Regions from separate parts of the Homo sapiens genome. Here region 2 is linked to region 1. Evidence: chromatin loops called from intact Hi-C (ENCODE). Cell type or tissue: gastrocnemius medialis. All regions are shown on one strand.

What was found. Hi-C counts contacts between places; a loop is a spot of excess contacts. Peaks named below come from ENCODE experiments on the same cell type or tissue, not always from the same donor. Only the 100,000 strongest peaks of a DNase experiment are listed, where the experiment ranks them.
Region 2: it touches region 1 in a loop (3-fold over the local background); 3 of 110 quality-filtered maps call a loop at or near these places.

The regions. Positions count from the first base shown.
Region 1 is chr3:147,648,283-147,656,282 of GRCh38, reverse strand. No RefSeq gene overlaps it. Among named protein-coding and RNA genes, the nearest start is that of ZIC1, 240 kb to the right of the region's middle. In gastrocnemius medialis, no CTCF peak of the experiment used is centred here; a DNase peak (open chromatin) is centred at 4,992; H3K27ac peaks cover 4,507 bases.
Region 2 is chr3:147,753,447-147,761,446 of GRCh38, reverse strand. It overlaps LOC102724145 (a long non-coding RNA gene), which reads left to right and starts at 2,686. Exons shown (of 3, transcript XR_427423.3): 1 at 2,686-2,971; 2 at 3,260-3,331. In gastrocnemius medialis, no CTCF peak of the experiment used is centred here; no DNase peak of the experiment used is centred here; H3K27ac peaks cover 3,333 bases.

The DNA of each region.
Region 1 (8,000 bases):
CTTCTATAAATATTTCAACTGCTCGCTGTGCTGACTTACCCAGTGCAAGGACATAAAAGTACAGGGCCAGAGATTGTGTTTTGATATGAACATACCTGTGGTGCCCAGTGCAGGAAGTTCATGGCTTGTGGTAAAGAAACGGGAGCCAGAAGTTAGTCTGTGGAGAATTCCTCCAATTAGCAGCCATGAAAATTATTAGCAGAAAATTAGGGTATCCTTGACATCTATTAAATTCTGAAAATTTCCCTGTCAGAAACATACACAATATTTGAGGGTTTACATCTATAAACATACCATAAAATACATACCTGATTTGGGAAAAAATAGCTTTTAAAGTAGAAGGAAAAACTATAAAGAAAGACCTTTGGATACCTTTTTTTCTCTCTTAATGGAAATGGCATATTTGACAAAGCTAGAATTCTGCCTTTTAACTGCATTTTGGAAAATGTTTTAGGCCATTTTAATAAAAACAACTGAAAAATTATAATAATCTGACTTGGGCATGTATGAAAGTTACCTTCTTTTGCTTTCTTTACCTTATTTTAAAAAAAACTGAGAAAAGTCAGATAAAAATAAATGAATATTAAAGAAAGGTTATAAAATTTGAGTAATGGAGTCAATATAAATTGTTTGTTAATTTTAATAAAACTTTTATCAGATCATCGCAAAAGCAGTTAACTCATTAAAAAGAGATCCAATTCAGAGACATTTCAACTATAGTGAAACTATAGTGATTATACAGTGAAAGAATCTGCTAGACTGACAGGTAATTATTAGGAATGCTATGTGAGGGTGACAGTGTGCTGGAAAGAACGTGGGTCTATGACTTAATAAACATGGGTTCTGGCCCCAGCTCATCCTTAACCACACTGAGCTATTTGTGGTTCCTCTCTGAAAAAAAAAAAAAAAAAAGCATTTATTTGGGCTGAGAGTAAATTATCTGACTGAATCTCAAGTTCTCTCCCTCACTGTCTTTCAATCTGTGCTGATATTTGTCATAACTTACCATCATACACATAGGTACACAATTTCTACAAATTAATGTTGAATAGTTTTTCAAATATGGCATGGGATAATGCACTGACTATTCTGAATCCAGGTTATGCTTAACAGGCCTTTCAGGAATTTATCCTCCCCACCTCATGTCACTCCACCCCCGCAGAAAACTGCCTGTCTCATTGTAGCATTGCCAGGGACATTCGTCTGTATTCTGCCTACCTAACTCTGCCTCAATAATGTGAGATGTCCAAGTTGGGCAAATGGGTTGGAAATTCAGTGTTCATTTCCCAGACTGTGGTGGCTGTGGTCAAGCATTAGAGAAATATTATTTCTTATTCATACATTCTGGGACACCAGTTAAGGACTGCTTGGATGTGTTCCATTACAGACAGTACCAAGGCCAAATGCTTTTATTCATTTTATCCATGACTTGGATGATGAAACACGGGTTCTATTTATTCAACTTAAGGATAGATCCCGGAAGGAGGTGTTGTTTATCTCTTGAAAATTTTGATTAAAATTCAAGAAATATAAATGACTTGGAAAAATAATCAGGAAAAGTGTGAGCAATTTCAAGAAACATACAGTGGATGGTACAACTTAAAAGTAATTTAGATTATCTAAACATAAAATAAAATATACTATATATAATTGTGAATAAGTTTAAGGGGTCTAATGCTCACCCTGGGGCTGCAAATTAAACAAGAGATAGCAGTATCTTCATCTATTTTTATTTCCCCAAATTCATTATGAATCTGTCTAAACACGGACATATAAAGGAGTAGTCCCATATTTATCCACAGATTTATGCTTGAAATTAATAAGATGAATTTAAAACAGTAAAAATCAACAGTATTATCTGTAGAAATCTGGTGCCAGGCGTAGTGGCTCATGCATATAATCCCAGCACTTTAGGAGGCTGAGGCGGGCAGATCATTTGAGGTCAGGAGTTCGAGACCAGCCTGGCCAACATGGCAAAATCACGTCTCTACCAAAAGTACAAAAAATTAGCCGGCCATGGTGGTGGGTGCCTGTAATCCCAGCTACTCCAGAGGCTGAGACTGGAGAATCGCTTGAACTCAGGAAGCAGAGGTTGCAATGAGCCGAGTTCGCACCGCTGCACTCCAGCCTGGGCGACAGAACAAGAATCCATTTACAAAAAAAAATGGGTTCAAACTTCTCTGCATGTTAGATATTACTGTAGGAATTTATCTGGTTATCGATTGCAAAATTTAAGAGAAAAAAGATATCTTGGGGACAATTCAGAAAAAAAGCAGTGATGCTGGTTATAGAATTAGGAAAGGTGACTATGAAAAGAAATCATAAGAAATCGTAACAGAAATTAAAATTGGTAAAAATGAAAAATAGGATGACTCAGGAGTGATTGACATAATAAGGATCTTAGATGCCTGTAAGATTATTTTTTTGAAACTACAAATAGAATAAATTTGTTTTTAAAATGGAGTTTGGACCTAAGGAAGCTATTTGTAACCATCTACTTATTATCTTGGCTGCAATGCAGGGGGCAGTCCTACAAAGTAGAGAGCCTAGCTGCCTGGGTCTAACAATAGCAGCCCCTGCTCTCTTTCCAGCCTTAAAGCTGCCTTAAGGCTCTTCTAGCTCCCAGTGTCTCCTTTGAAATGCAAGCATATTTGAAAGTGGTTGCCCTTAATTTACTCATTTTTTCTATCACATAACACTTTAGTACTGGAAACCAAACTAATAGAGAAAGAGAAACTGGGTGAGGGTTTTGAGGGTGTGGAGCTCTCCTGGGGATAAGAAGGGTGCATAGCGAAAGGAAAGGAGTGTTTGTTAGAAAGGAGGAATGTACCCAAGATGTCCCTCATATCAGTTCATTTTTGGTGTGCATGCCAAAGGTCATCAACCCCTGACCTAGCATAACTGTTGAGTTTGGTATGAAATGATAAAAGAAAGTTTAAAGAATTCTCTTCAAGCTTGTCACAGGCATGAATTCCAAACTCTATGAGACACTTTCATCTGTAGAGCTCCAGGATTGGTAGGAAAAGGTGGAAAGTGAATGGTTTGAAAATAGTTTGATCCCTTTAACTAAAATTAGTTTCTGGCAAGAGTTCTCAGCAACATTGGCCTACATTTTCCAGAACTATTGTTCCTGTGCTTCTGCCTAAGTGTGATTTTGTGGTTTCCAAAGTTAGGAGTGAGCCATAAAGAGCAATAAGAAAAGCTGTGATTAAACGAAGGAGAAAATAAAATCCATATGACAAAATTCTGCTGCGTAAACTTTATACTTTATTAATTATTACTTCAGGAATATAAGACTCCTCTGTGAGAGCATATGAAAAATTTAGTTTTGTGTCCCTGTGACATACACTATTAAAAACTGCCTTCTAGCCAAGAAGAATGAGTTGGCTTACAGTTATGTAAATGGTACTATCATTACTCAACTGAAATGTAAAGCATTTTTCTCTAGGTATATACTGCTTTTCTTGTTTGACATCCATTAAAATTCTGTTTCCATTCTCCAGTGTGGTTAGGCACTATAAACTCTTTAGTATTAAGTAGCTAAACTATGTACAATAAAAAATGGGCAGATGTTGCTCTTATAGTCATATGATAGGCATATTAATCAAAAAGACTTCGAAAAAAATCACCCAAAAGTGGAGAATACAAGTTACTACTGTACTGAGATGTCTGAATATTACATGCTGTCCATTTAAGTGAAAAGTTACTGAAGCACATGGTTGAGTAGTATAAGAACCAGATCAACTTAACTTTGAAGAGCTATTTTTACCCAAACCACCCACATATACTTTCACTGCCTGAGCAGACAAGTATACAATAATTGAGCAAAACATAAAACATATTCTTAAAAGCTTACTTTGACCAAAACACAAGTTAGTAGTGGTGATATTATTGCAGGAAACACTGATTTTCTGTGCTGGGCATACAAATTAATCTTAACAAAATGGCAGGCTTTTCTCACTTTTCAACAAAGTATGTGTGGAAACTCCATTCCTAATATTTGTCAAGACTTTTGAGCCAGCCCTTCCAAAAACATTTCAATTTTTGTATTTACATTTACTTCTACACTTGTAAAATATTTTAATGTGATAATGTAGTGAGGAGGGAAGGAGGATTTGAGAAGAAGAAAACATCATATAGTATCTGTGGAAAAGTAAGTTGTGCTTTCTCTGTGTTAATAAAACATATTTATTTTATCTACCTTTCTTTCTCTTTCTCTTTCTTTCTCCCTCCCTCCCTTCTCCTCTTCCTCCCTTTCTTCTCTCTTTCCAGGAAGTTGGGCATTTGAGTCTGCCTTGTTTACTTCCTATTGTACTTCTTCAGTGATCAGAACAGTATCTAACAGACAGTAGGTGTTCAGTAATCATGAGTTGAATGAATAATGATGTTTTCCTTTGCAAGTAATATTCAATGAATATTTTTTCTGTTAATAAAATAATTACATCTTAATGGTAGAAAATCCATTGACAGTATTAACTAGAAAATGTTTTTTTTTCCTATCCAGAAAGGAATTCTTTTCAACAAAGAATATAAATTCTAGAGGAATATACATGAAGAGATGAGAGACAAACATTACATCTTCTCCACATCCACACTTCCCCAATGCTCAGATAAACTCCAACCAACCCAGAACCACACTATTGGTAAGCATCTGTCATGTGTATGGAACTGTGCTATGAGCCATACACAAAGATGAATAGGCGTGGACCTTATATTCAAATTATTATGACTCTCTTAAGGAAGAAGGACACATAAATAAATAATTGCAACACAGCATACAATGTATAATAGTAGAAGTAATTTATTCAGTTTGGAGAGGAGAGGAGGTAGAGAAGATTTCTCAGAGGGTAGTGACAGATATCACAGAAGACACTCTGACTGAAAGTTAAGTAGGAGGTGACTCAGCATGTGACTGACAGTGGACAGCTCTGGTTTTAGCTTTGATACTATCACCGTGGTACTGACAGCTCTTTCCTAAGCTGCCCAAGATCAGCTCTGTCAACTGAAGACCCTGGACTCAGCCCAACATTCTGCAGAGGATGATGAGTAAAGGCAGGCAAACCAGGCCACTGCTGCTGGAACACTGCACTTACCCTTCCTTCACTGTTATAACACTATGAATACGGTTAGAGTTTTTAACAACACTTTTATGCCACTGTATAGTTGTCTTTGAAACAACTTAAATATCCGTTTTTATGTAATTTAGATTTTGAAATTATAGCTACCTTTAATAAAAAAAGTACAAGAACCCTATTCACATTATGGCAAAATGAAAGTGTAAAGTGTGTGTGTACAGTTAATCAGGGGTGTTATCTGAGATTTGAAAGTCAAATAGCTTTTGTATCAATTATTAGCATTTTAAAAATTAACTTTTAAGTCATCAAATTTCAAATTGCATGTAAACATATTTTATTAAAAAAACAGCAGATTCATTTAACAAAGTCAATTCAATAACTGTGTCTTACCAATATCTTTAAAGACATCTTTTTACAAAAGACAGTCAGTTTAGAAAAAAAGTCATTGTTTCAAAGAGAAATAGTCTCTTATACCCTAGCAAATATAAATTATTATTCACAGTACTGTCTAAACAGAAAGAAATTATTTGGCTCAGTGATAAGGCTCCTTGAAGTTTCAGTTAGAAAGTATTACGCACCATTACTCATGTAACATTTGAGCCAAATCTTCTGTATCAAATACACAGCCATTTATTGAATTTTCTTATAAGAATCTTTTACTATTATTGTAAGATGTTTTTATAATTATCCATAGAAAATTTGTATTCAGCCAGGAAAATGTTGCCTTCTCCCTAATCCATGATTTTAATAGAAATATTTCCTCTAGCAATTATTTCTTCCCATTGTTTCTGTCTGTATTATAAATTCCCAAAGCTTAAAATTATAATAGAGGATGAAAATAAAAGGCACTAACTATCAATACTTATGATCTAAAAATGACCTTTATGATTTTGGACTAATTTTTCTAGGTTCTGCATTAATTATTGCATGCATTCATGGTAGTAGCTAAAGACAGAATGCCTGCTACAGTCCACAGCAGGGTGAGACAATTAGCAAATCCATGAATTCTCCTCCTCTTTATACTTTAATTTTAAAGGTTAAATGTTAGTTTATGTAAGGCTTTATGCATTGGTCAGAGGCATTTCTCTGTGACTGATGATGGGGTTTCTTCTCGGTATGAAATGTAAGTGTATGAAAATCAAATATGCATAAGGAAACCAAACATGGTTTCATTTGTCATTTGACCATGAACATTACAAAGCCTGTGGAATAAATAAATAATTCAACTCATTCCATTAAATCTAGTAAATAAACCACACACACACACACACACACACACACACACACACGCAGCTAATGCAAACACAGAGCCAGACTAAGTAGAGTGTGTGTTCAAGGGCAAAAATACTGTCCACTTCATCTCAGTCACAGATAGGGCTGATACTCAATGGGTAGGCACAACAGTCCTTTTGGTTGAAATGTTGAAGCACTTCCATACTGGAGTGTCCTCCTTCAGTTACACTGATGAAGCTCCTCCCCAGGATGCCTCCTCCCCTAATCTCCCTGGGGTTTGAAACAAAAGGGTTAAATCCTGGCACAGCAAAAGATCTCTAGTCTCTGCTGCTGTTCTGTGGTAACCTGCTTCCTTCCTAGTTTGGTGCTTGGTTGTTGGAAGCCAGTCTGACCACTAGTCTCATATCTTTTTTGTTGTTGTTGAGATGGACTCTTGCTCTTGCCATCCAGGCTGGAGTGCAGCGGCACGATCGAGGCTCACTGCAACTTCTGCCTCCTGGGTTTAAATGATTCCCCTGCCTCAGCCTCCCCGGTAGCTGGGACTACAGGTGTGCACCACCACGCTTGGCTAATTTTTATACTTTTAGTAGAGATAGGGTTTCTCCATGTTGACCAGGCTGGTCTCGGACTCCTGATTTCAGGTGATCCACCCGCCTTGGCCTCCCAAAGTGCTGGGATTGCAGGCATGAGCCACCATGCCTGGCCTAGTCCGATCTCTTGAGTACCCATCCTAAAAATAAGGTTAAGGTGGTAGGAGATAAGTAGTGAGTCGGAAGAAAATAAAAAGTTAGTGTATTTGAAAGGTAATCTGAAAGCCATTCCTTAAATGTTTTATCAAAAGTCAAATGCCAGCTGGGCACAAGGGCACATACCTCTAGTTCCAGCAACTCATGAGGCTGAGGCAAGAGGATCTCTTAAGCCCAGGACTTTAAAGGCAGCCCGGGCAACATAGCAAGACCCCAGCTCCTAAAACAAAGGAAGGAAAAAAACAAACCCCACTTCAGATGTCTACAAGAATAAGCTAAGCAAATAAAATGTTGGTGAGATGAGGACTGCAGCACAATGGAGATTGTGTGCCCCACAGAAGCTGGAAGTTGTTATTCCTGAGCTCAGTACTACAAAGTCTTCAGATCTTTCAAGTTATACTGGAAATCGAATTATACTGGATTTGCATGTGAAATCTACTGATTTATAAATGTTGCCAAATAATTCAATTAAAAACTAAATCCAAAACCAAAGCACTGGGTGAACCAAACCATACATACTTGCTGGTGGGATTCAGCTTGAAGTCCAGTGGTTTGGAACTTCTGACTTAGAATCTTCCTTCTTTTCTGGCGAGGCATGGGCACACGATTTCTCTTTTTGTCGTAAATAGTTAAGTAGAGTTGAAAAATCAGTGTTTTATGGCCCTTGTAATTTCATCAGTTCACGATTACACACAGTGCTGTAGAATTTTATGCCCTGAATGTAACCATGGGGTTGAATTTGTTTCACAAATTAAAATAGTAGGCATTCATGTGGCCAAGCACAATGCATAATGTTTGTAAAATATCATAACTGATTTCTTGCCCCATCCATTTTTAAGTGTTCAGCAAGTGTATATCATTCTATAGGAGCATAAATTTATGCTCGTTTTGCCTCCAACTTAATGAAACTCTGATATAAACTCTGGTCTAAAATTTGTACCTGAAG
Region 2 (8,000 bases), 110 kb before region 1:
AAAATTAGATGAGATAATACATGGCAGATTATGGTACAACATATGGCACTCTGTAAATTTATTTTTAAAAATTTTGGCTTGATCTCCCAATTATAAACTAACAAAGTCTTGTGTTTCTTAGTTTCAATAATTCATATTCAGATTTCCCCTGTGGTAATGGAAAATTCCTGGCAGTGAACTTCTCAAGTGGTTAAAGTCTAAAGTCACTTGACCTTTAGCCTCTGGCTTTAAAAATCCCTCAAGAGATACGTTAAATGGCCCAGAAATACATTGCCTGTCATGTCTTATTGCTTAATTAATGGCCAGCTAAGATGGCCTGTATGGACTGCCCTGAAGTAATTGTGAACTGATCTTCTACTCAAGGAAATGAATTGACTAAACAACAGCAGCACTGTCACAGAGCATTTACCGTATTTAAATTTCCACAGCCCTTAGAAGAGACAGAACATACAAGGGCTGGTTAACTGAGCATACAAACACCAGCTAAGCAGATACAAACTGTTGCTCACTGTACCAGACAGGGAATTGTATGGTTCTGGTTTCTGAAAACTGTGTTGAGAATCAAACAAAAAGCTACCAAGTAAGCATTTTCATTTTAGTCCTATTTGTAATAAAATTGGAAGTTACTGAATTCTTTTAATAATAATAATAAAATTGTGGTTTGAAATTGCTCCATTTGAAGATTAATGGCACTCTGGAGAATGGGAAGCAAACTTGGAGTGAAAGTTCACTGATTTAAAATGAACGGTAGAAAGTATATTCCAAAATAAAGGAAAAACTCATTATATTTTAAATTATTTTTCTTTCAAGATAGAGAGTAATATGAATGACTTATTAATAAAATACTGCCAAATATAATTCTGAGTCTTTTGTGACCAATATGACGTGCTTATAATTAAATATGAATGTTGATCTTCTCAGTGCTTATCATTCCCAGAAAAAAAAAACTTTAACAGAATTTTTTTTCTTATATGGTAAACCTCTTTGCTCTACTCCTTTACTGCTTTTATTTGCACTACTCTTTGGCCTTTCCCCACATCCCAAACAACCCCAACCAACTCCCACCCCAATTCATTGTTTCACTTCAGCAGGATGAATGTGCAGTGTCACAAGGGTCTGAAGAATGAAAACAAGTAAAGGATAAACCATTTACACAGCTGTGGACAAGAGAAAGAAGATACTGTTCTTGCTGTTGATGGTTCTATAATCCTTCAGCTAGTTCTGCTAGTTCTTCCAACCCTGACAGTTCAGTAAGTAAATATGAAATTCTGGTCTTCGGAGTGTCCAAGAATGAATTTAAGGATGGTAGTTCAGACTTCACTCCCTTTCAGGTGTATGAAGTGGTGAGGGGAGAGTATGAAGGCAGGGAGACCAGTAAGGAGGCTTTGATGGATAACAGAGTGTTAGGTGGTTTGGACCTTAGTGAGGGTTGCTGGTCCAATGAACAGGAAAATGTCGTGCTGAGAGACGCTCTGTGGCAAGGATTTGCAGAGCTGGTTGATGGATTATATAAAGCTCCTAAGCAAGGGCAGTATAGTTTTCTCCTGTCTACAGCTGTGTGCATGTCCTATCTTCACTCCACTTTCTTCCTCAGTATGTTAGAATATCATGTATTTATTAATCAAAATGAAAAGACAAATGGGGAGCAGGGGTAGCCTTTTATATTTTTTTCCATGGTTCAAAGCATTAAAATGATTGAATGATACAGTGTCTTCCCTTCTGTATTTTAGTAACAGAAAATAGGTCAAGTTTGGGCACATTTTCAGCAATAAAAAAGGTAGAGTCCCTAATCTACTTATCTCTGAATAAATCAAATCACTAGTATTTACAGATTCATTACAATAATCTCAAAAGTAACATTTTCTATATGGCCACAAAGCTATGCAATTTGTAACATAAAAAATCCAAGCCCCTTAAAGAGGAAAATAGTATCCAAATGAATCCCTCCATCTAAAGGCAGCCAACTTCTAATCTGGGCTCTGGGGAAGGAAGGGTGGAAAAAAGGAGACAGAAATAATTGGCAAGTAAAAATGTAAGAAAAGATCAATAAAGAAGAGAAAGGTAGAAGACAGGACAAGGGTAAACAAGCAAATATAGTTTATAGTTATTCAGATATAGGAAAATTGAGTCAAAGCTGTCAGGACTATGAAGAGGTTCCATGCTGCAGCTTATAAATCAAAATGCTATGCTTTAAAATAAGATGATTTTTTGAAATTATTAAACTAATTCTTAACTTCATCTTTATAAAATGACATTTTCCCCATTTTTTCATGTTGATATCTCCCATTTTGAAAACACCAAATGTATACATGAGAATAAATGGACCTGACATAATGTGACCTAGAATATTACAGCATTGGAGCAGTTATTCGGAGGCAACTGCATAATACGTTTATTTTGGATACCACACATCACTAGGGTGAGTATTTGTTTTATAGTCTTGGCTTCTCAGCCTGACTCTTATCCAAGTTGCCAAGTGTAACATCATCCAATTTGTAACTCAATGTTTCATCAACAGTGTTCATGTTTTGTAGACATACAGAAAATAGAAACCCTTGAAACTAAAAAGTGTCAGGATTAATAGGGCTGACATGAGATTCAGCACTAAATAAATGGCCAAGTTCCCATGAAAACAACCACTGTGTCCTGTGTTAATTCTGTTTTTAGTTAACTTTGTCTTCCTGCCTAAAAACATGTAGGTTTTGTATCATTCTTAAGTTGCTGTAACATTGAGATGTGAAATTTGGAGGATTCGAAATAAATGCAGCTAAATGGAACTTTTGGATGAAGAATCCCTGGTTTGTTCAGATCTGTTAAAGTAATAGGGGAAAGCACAAAAGGATCAAGAAAAGGAAGGCCCCAATCTTTGTTCGATGACTGATAAAACAGCATTACTTGGGTGAAAATTGGCCTGACCTTCACCTACAGGATGCTTCCGCTGCCTCAGTGATTCTTGCTTCGCTCTGATTAGGTAAAGATTGCCCCTTTCCCTGCAAGGAAAAGTCAAAGAACAAAAAGAGGAAAAAAAATCTTGACTTAACTATAAAAGGTTTATTTTTTTAATCACAGTTGGGCTCATCCAAGCCAGTTTCTAATCTTATTTTTCAGGCTTAAAAAAAAAAATGCCCTGCCTTTTAAAAGAAATTCTTTGGATCATTTTCTTTACAACCTCTAGTCTAGATCTCAACTCACATTTCTTGGATGTATTTTTTTTTTAAATCTTCCTCACTTGAAATGATAGCTTTTTTATTTCTTTTAGACTCTCCTCTAAAGCTCTGCTGGGAGAGGACGGCCGGAGAAAGACACAAGTCTCCCTCAGCTGGCTGGAACAGTAAGTAGAATGCAGTTGGCAGAGTCCTGCCAATGTTCCAAGGAAACTTGAAGCAGTTTCCCACCCCCATCCCCACCCCTCAGCAGTTGCCCATGGAAGACAGAGCTCCATGGAACCATGGTATTAAGTTTCAGACTCTGCCTGTTCATATAGACCAGAGCTTTTCTGTGACATTACTGTCAAGCAGCCCCCTGTGTGACTAATATTTTTAACAGCGTGATATTTAAAATTTGACAAGGATATAATAATTCATTCTTCAGATAGTCAACATACTACGAGAGTAAGTCATGTCTTCAAAGTATCTTTCAAAGGGGCTATTAAAAGTAGGTTAAATTTTTTCCCCCTACAGCATGCAATTTCATTTTGGCTCCACAACTTCAACCACATAAAATTAAATTTTGACTTGAGAGTGACCTGCTGAAAATTAGATGGAAAAATAAGGGGATAGATTTAAGATACTGATTCAAAGAAAACTAGCATGTCTGTCTGCAACTTAACATGCAGCACACTAAGCTCTCTGAGAATCTTATGTTTCTGGTAGCTAGTATTTTCCTCTTAGGATTCAGATTGTATTTTTAATGAAAATGTTGTAGAACTTAATGGACTGTAATCTCTTGTTGTGATATATAGATGTAAGGCAACACAGGAAAGAATTATCCATGTACATTTTTTGTCACAATTCTCCTCTCCTTGTGACCTTATGATACAGCCATCCAGAGCAACTAGACATTCTCTAAAATGAACTATGTTCTTTAAAACTCCTATGAAAAATGAAGCCAATAAACTTCTGTGATTTTTAAAGTGCTTATCTCAAAAGAACATCTCTCCTTTGACATTCCTTTCCCCAACCATTAACATTTATTCTAAATAGTTATAAAAATGTGATATTGAAGACTAATTTTAGAGGGGTATAAGGCAATAGAAATTAATGTGATTATCCTAATAACAGCAGAATGTGAGCATTTAGAGAAGGCTTAGAGATACTTACTGCAGAGCTGAGTAAGTGATGTATTATGATATATATACATCATATATATATCATATATATATAATCTACTGAGTATTATATATTCTACATATTCTATGATATATTCTACTGAGATCAATGCAAATCACAAAAATGTCGTGTGATATTGCACAAACAGATATTTGGTATCTTTCATTTTGTCCTATTTTAATTACTAAATTTATTTTCCTTTAAAAGCTCCTATATTATATATACACACACATACACATTATACACACACACACACATATATATATATACACATACACACACCAGTCATGATAGGCTAGGTTGTGCCGTGGTAATAAGCAACCCTAAAATCTCAATGATTTAACACAAAAAAAGTTAAATTTTCAATCAGGCAAGTCTACTGCAGTCTCCTCAGTCACTCTTTATAGCAGCTGTACTCCATGTGTTCACGCTGCATTCCAGCTTGCTTTCCTCTTTCAACACACATGCTTCCATGGTCACCTCTGCAGAAGAAGAACAAGAAGAGAGTTCACGTAATTAAAGGCTTCACATAGCCCTTATGCTCAAATTTCATTGGCCCAAACTTGCCACATGGTTAAAACCCAACATCAATGTGGCAGAAAAGTGCAGTTTTCCCATGGACCTCACAGAAGATAAGGTCAAGAGATTGGTAATCAGCAGTAATGCCTATCAATGAATGAAGACAGAATTTTACAATCAAATTAGTTTCATTTATTCTTTCACCTCCAATCATGCTCCTATTTACTAGGGGCCATATCATTATTGTTAAGAGCAAAATATATTAAAAAGCCAACTCTACTGGAGTTCATCCACACATACTGATTGCTATGGTGTGAATGTCCCTGCCAAAGCTCATGTTGAAATTTAATTGCCATTTTAGTGGTACTAAGGGGTGGGCCCTTTAAAAGGTGATTAGGTCATGTGGACTCCACCCTCATACATTAATTAGTGCTATTGTTGCTGGAGTGGGTTCTTAATAAAAAGATTTTGTCCACCATTTTCTTTCTTGCTTGCTCACTCATCATGTGATGTTTTCCACGGTGGGATACTCCTTGCCAGAGGCCTGCAGCATGATCTAAGACTTCCCAGCCACCAGAAAAATGAACCTGTGATTTTTAAACTATTCAGTCTGTGATATTCTGTTATGGCAACAGAAAACGAACAAACACACTAATTTATATTGCTGTTATATAAACAAAGAATATCATTCTTCAAGGTGTCAAATGTTTTTAGAAACCATATATATCTGTTTAATGTAACCTTTCACAAAGCATCCAAAGTATTAGGAAAAAGGAGCCCATGTAACAAGAATACGCTACAAAATTACTCACAAATAAGAATAGCCTAAGTGAAACATGGGCTAAATTGCTTTCAAAACAGGTTAATATTTTTCTTTTCTATTCTTTTATGGTGGAAATATGTACACTATACCTGCCAATTTTAACTGCTTGGCAATTTTCCCAAGAATTTACTCATGCCACGTATTTAATGACAAATGTATCGGCATCATCTAAGATGAGAATTGAGATGCTCAAAACTGCAGTCAGTATCTCCTATTGCTTTATACTCCATCAAAGATGATGCAAGCTGACTTCAAAGGCAGCTCAGTACTTGCATCAACTCTGCAGGGATGTTGAGTAAAATGAGAAATGAAAAAAAAGGAACACCATTATGTTTTGAATTTCAAGACCTAAATCATTATTTCCTAGCTGTGCATGAGGTTACGTAGACAGAAAGTAAAATGACAACTGGTCATGTCATTGGGATGATGATATAGGAGGATCAGGAAGCTTAAGAAGAGGAATATTTTTTAAGTCACATTAAAAAATCTCTCTCCCCTGGTGTTCAGATATTCCTAGGACATTTTTCAGTGATGGAGTGACACTCGGGTACCCCCATAATGCCCAGGTGCCTGCTGGGGATTGACCTGCTTCAGAACTCTCTTCTCAGGAGCAATAATGTGCTACCCCTGAAGATAATTAAATGTGAGATATCCAAATAGTCACTTACATCTGCTGTTGGGCCTCAATTTCCCACTTGGCACTGTATTGACAGTGTGAACTTTAATGGCTTGAAACAAATTCATATGACATTCCTTTTTTTAAAAAAAAATCTCCTTTTAAAGTGCCTAAGTAATTAGTTATAATCAATTTCTAATACAATACTCATATGGAAATATTTGTGTGTGTGTGTGTGTGTGACAGAGAGAGAGTGTGTGTGTGTGTGTTTTTAGTGACAAAATGCAAAAATAATTTATTGTACTAATTCTGGGTACATACTGAAACAAGAAAGAATTCATATTTACTTGAAAAACAAGAATGCCTCTGGATTTAGTTAAGTATCTTAGTATAGTAATATGTGATTTATAACGTTCCTGAAAGTGTTTTTACAGCATTACTTTTGAAAAATAAATGAGGAAATTCTCAGCTAAGGCTGTACTTAAATTATGGTGTGGTGATACAGCATAAAGCACTAGAAATTCACAAAGGCAAAATGAAACTGGCAGGCCTTAACTCATTGTGCTTCTCATCGTATTGGAAAAGAATCATTCTTTGCTATGAGAATTTGGCCACTCTTTTTGAATTAAAATTTCACCTTAGGTGAACTTTAAAAATTCATTATATAATGGCCTTTTATTTACTCTACAATTATGCAAACATACATGAACACATATGTTCATACACCCCATATAATCAGATGTATGGGGTAAACAGACACCACCATATCAATAGGTTATCATTTTAATGAGGCATTACAAGAAATCTTGATACTACTTCTCGGTCTCATGAAACGTTAATGATTACACCACTGTTATATTTCCATTCATCTGGAGCTGTTTCTGCCATTTACTTTAATTCCTCATTAAAGTATTTAGTGTTTTCTTCATTGATATTGCTGAGAAACCCACCCCCTTTTTTTTCACTATAGTTACTGAGCTGTATCTTTTGTTGCTTACATATATTTACTTTTAGGACTATGACATACTCTTCAGATCAGTGGTTTCCAAGGCAGAATATATGCAACTTAGCAACTGTTCAAGTCAATTCTGTTAGTTTGTGCTTCATAAATATATGGTATATTACATATAAAATATATGTTTTTAATTTTTTAAAAATAGATATTTTGGTAATGTATACTTAAATGTTTATAATGGAAAGGATGCACAAATGAAAATACTTACAAATCACTAGCCCAGATATATGCAAAGCTTGATATATTTGTTATACTTTTTTAAATAGCCAAATACAAGATCTAGTTTAATATTATTACAGAATAGGTATATTTAGTTTGTCAGTGGGAAAAATATTGGCATCAAATATTAACACTTTTGTCAGGGGTTCAGCATAACATCACTAAGAAACTAAAACTATTCTAATGGACACGCTTCTCAGATGCCCTATTTTTTTTTAATGCAGTATTTTATTTCTTTTTTTCTCTCCAGTTTTTTTTTTCTAATTTTACTTTAAGTTCTGGGATACAGGTGCTAAACGTACTAGTTTGTTACATTGTTACATAGGTATATATATGCCATAGTGGTTTGCTGCACCTGTCCATCTGTCATCTAGGTTTTAAGCCCCACATGCATTAGGTATTTGTCCTAACACTCTCCCTCCCCTTTCCCCCTACCTCCCCTACAGGCCCTGCTGTGTGATGTTCCCCTCCCTGTGTCCA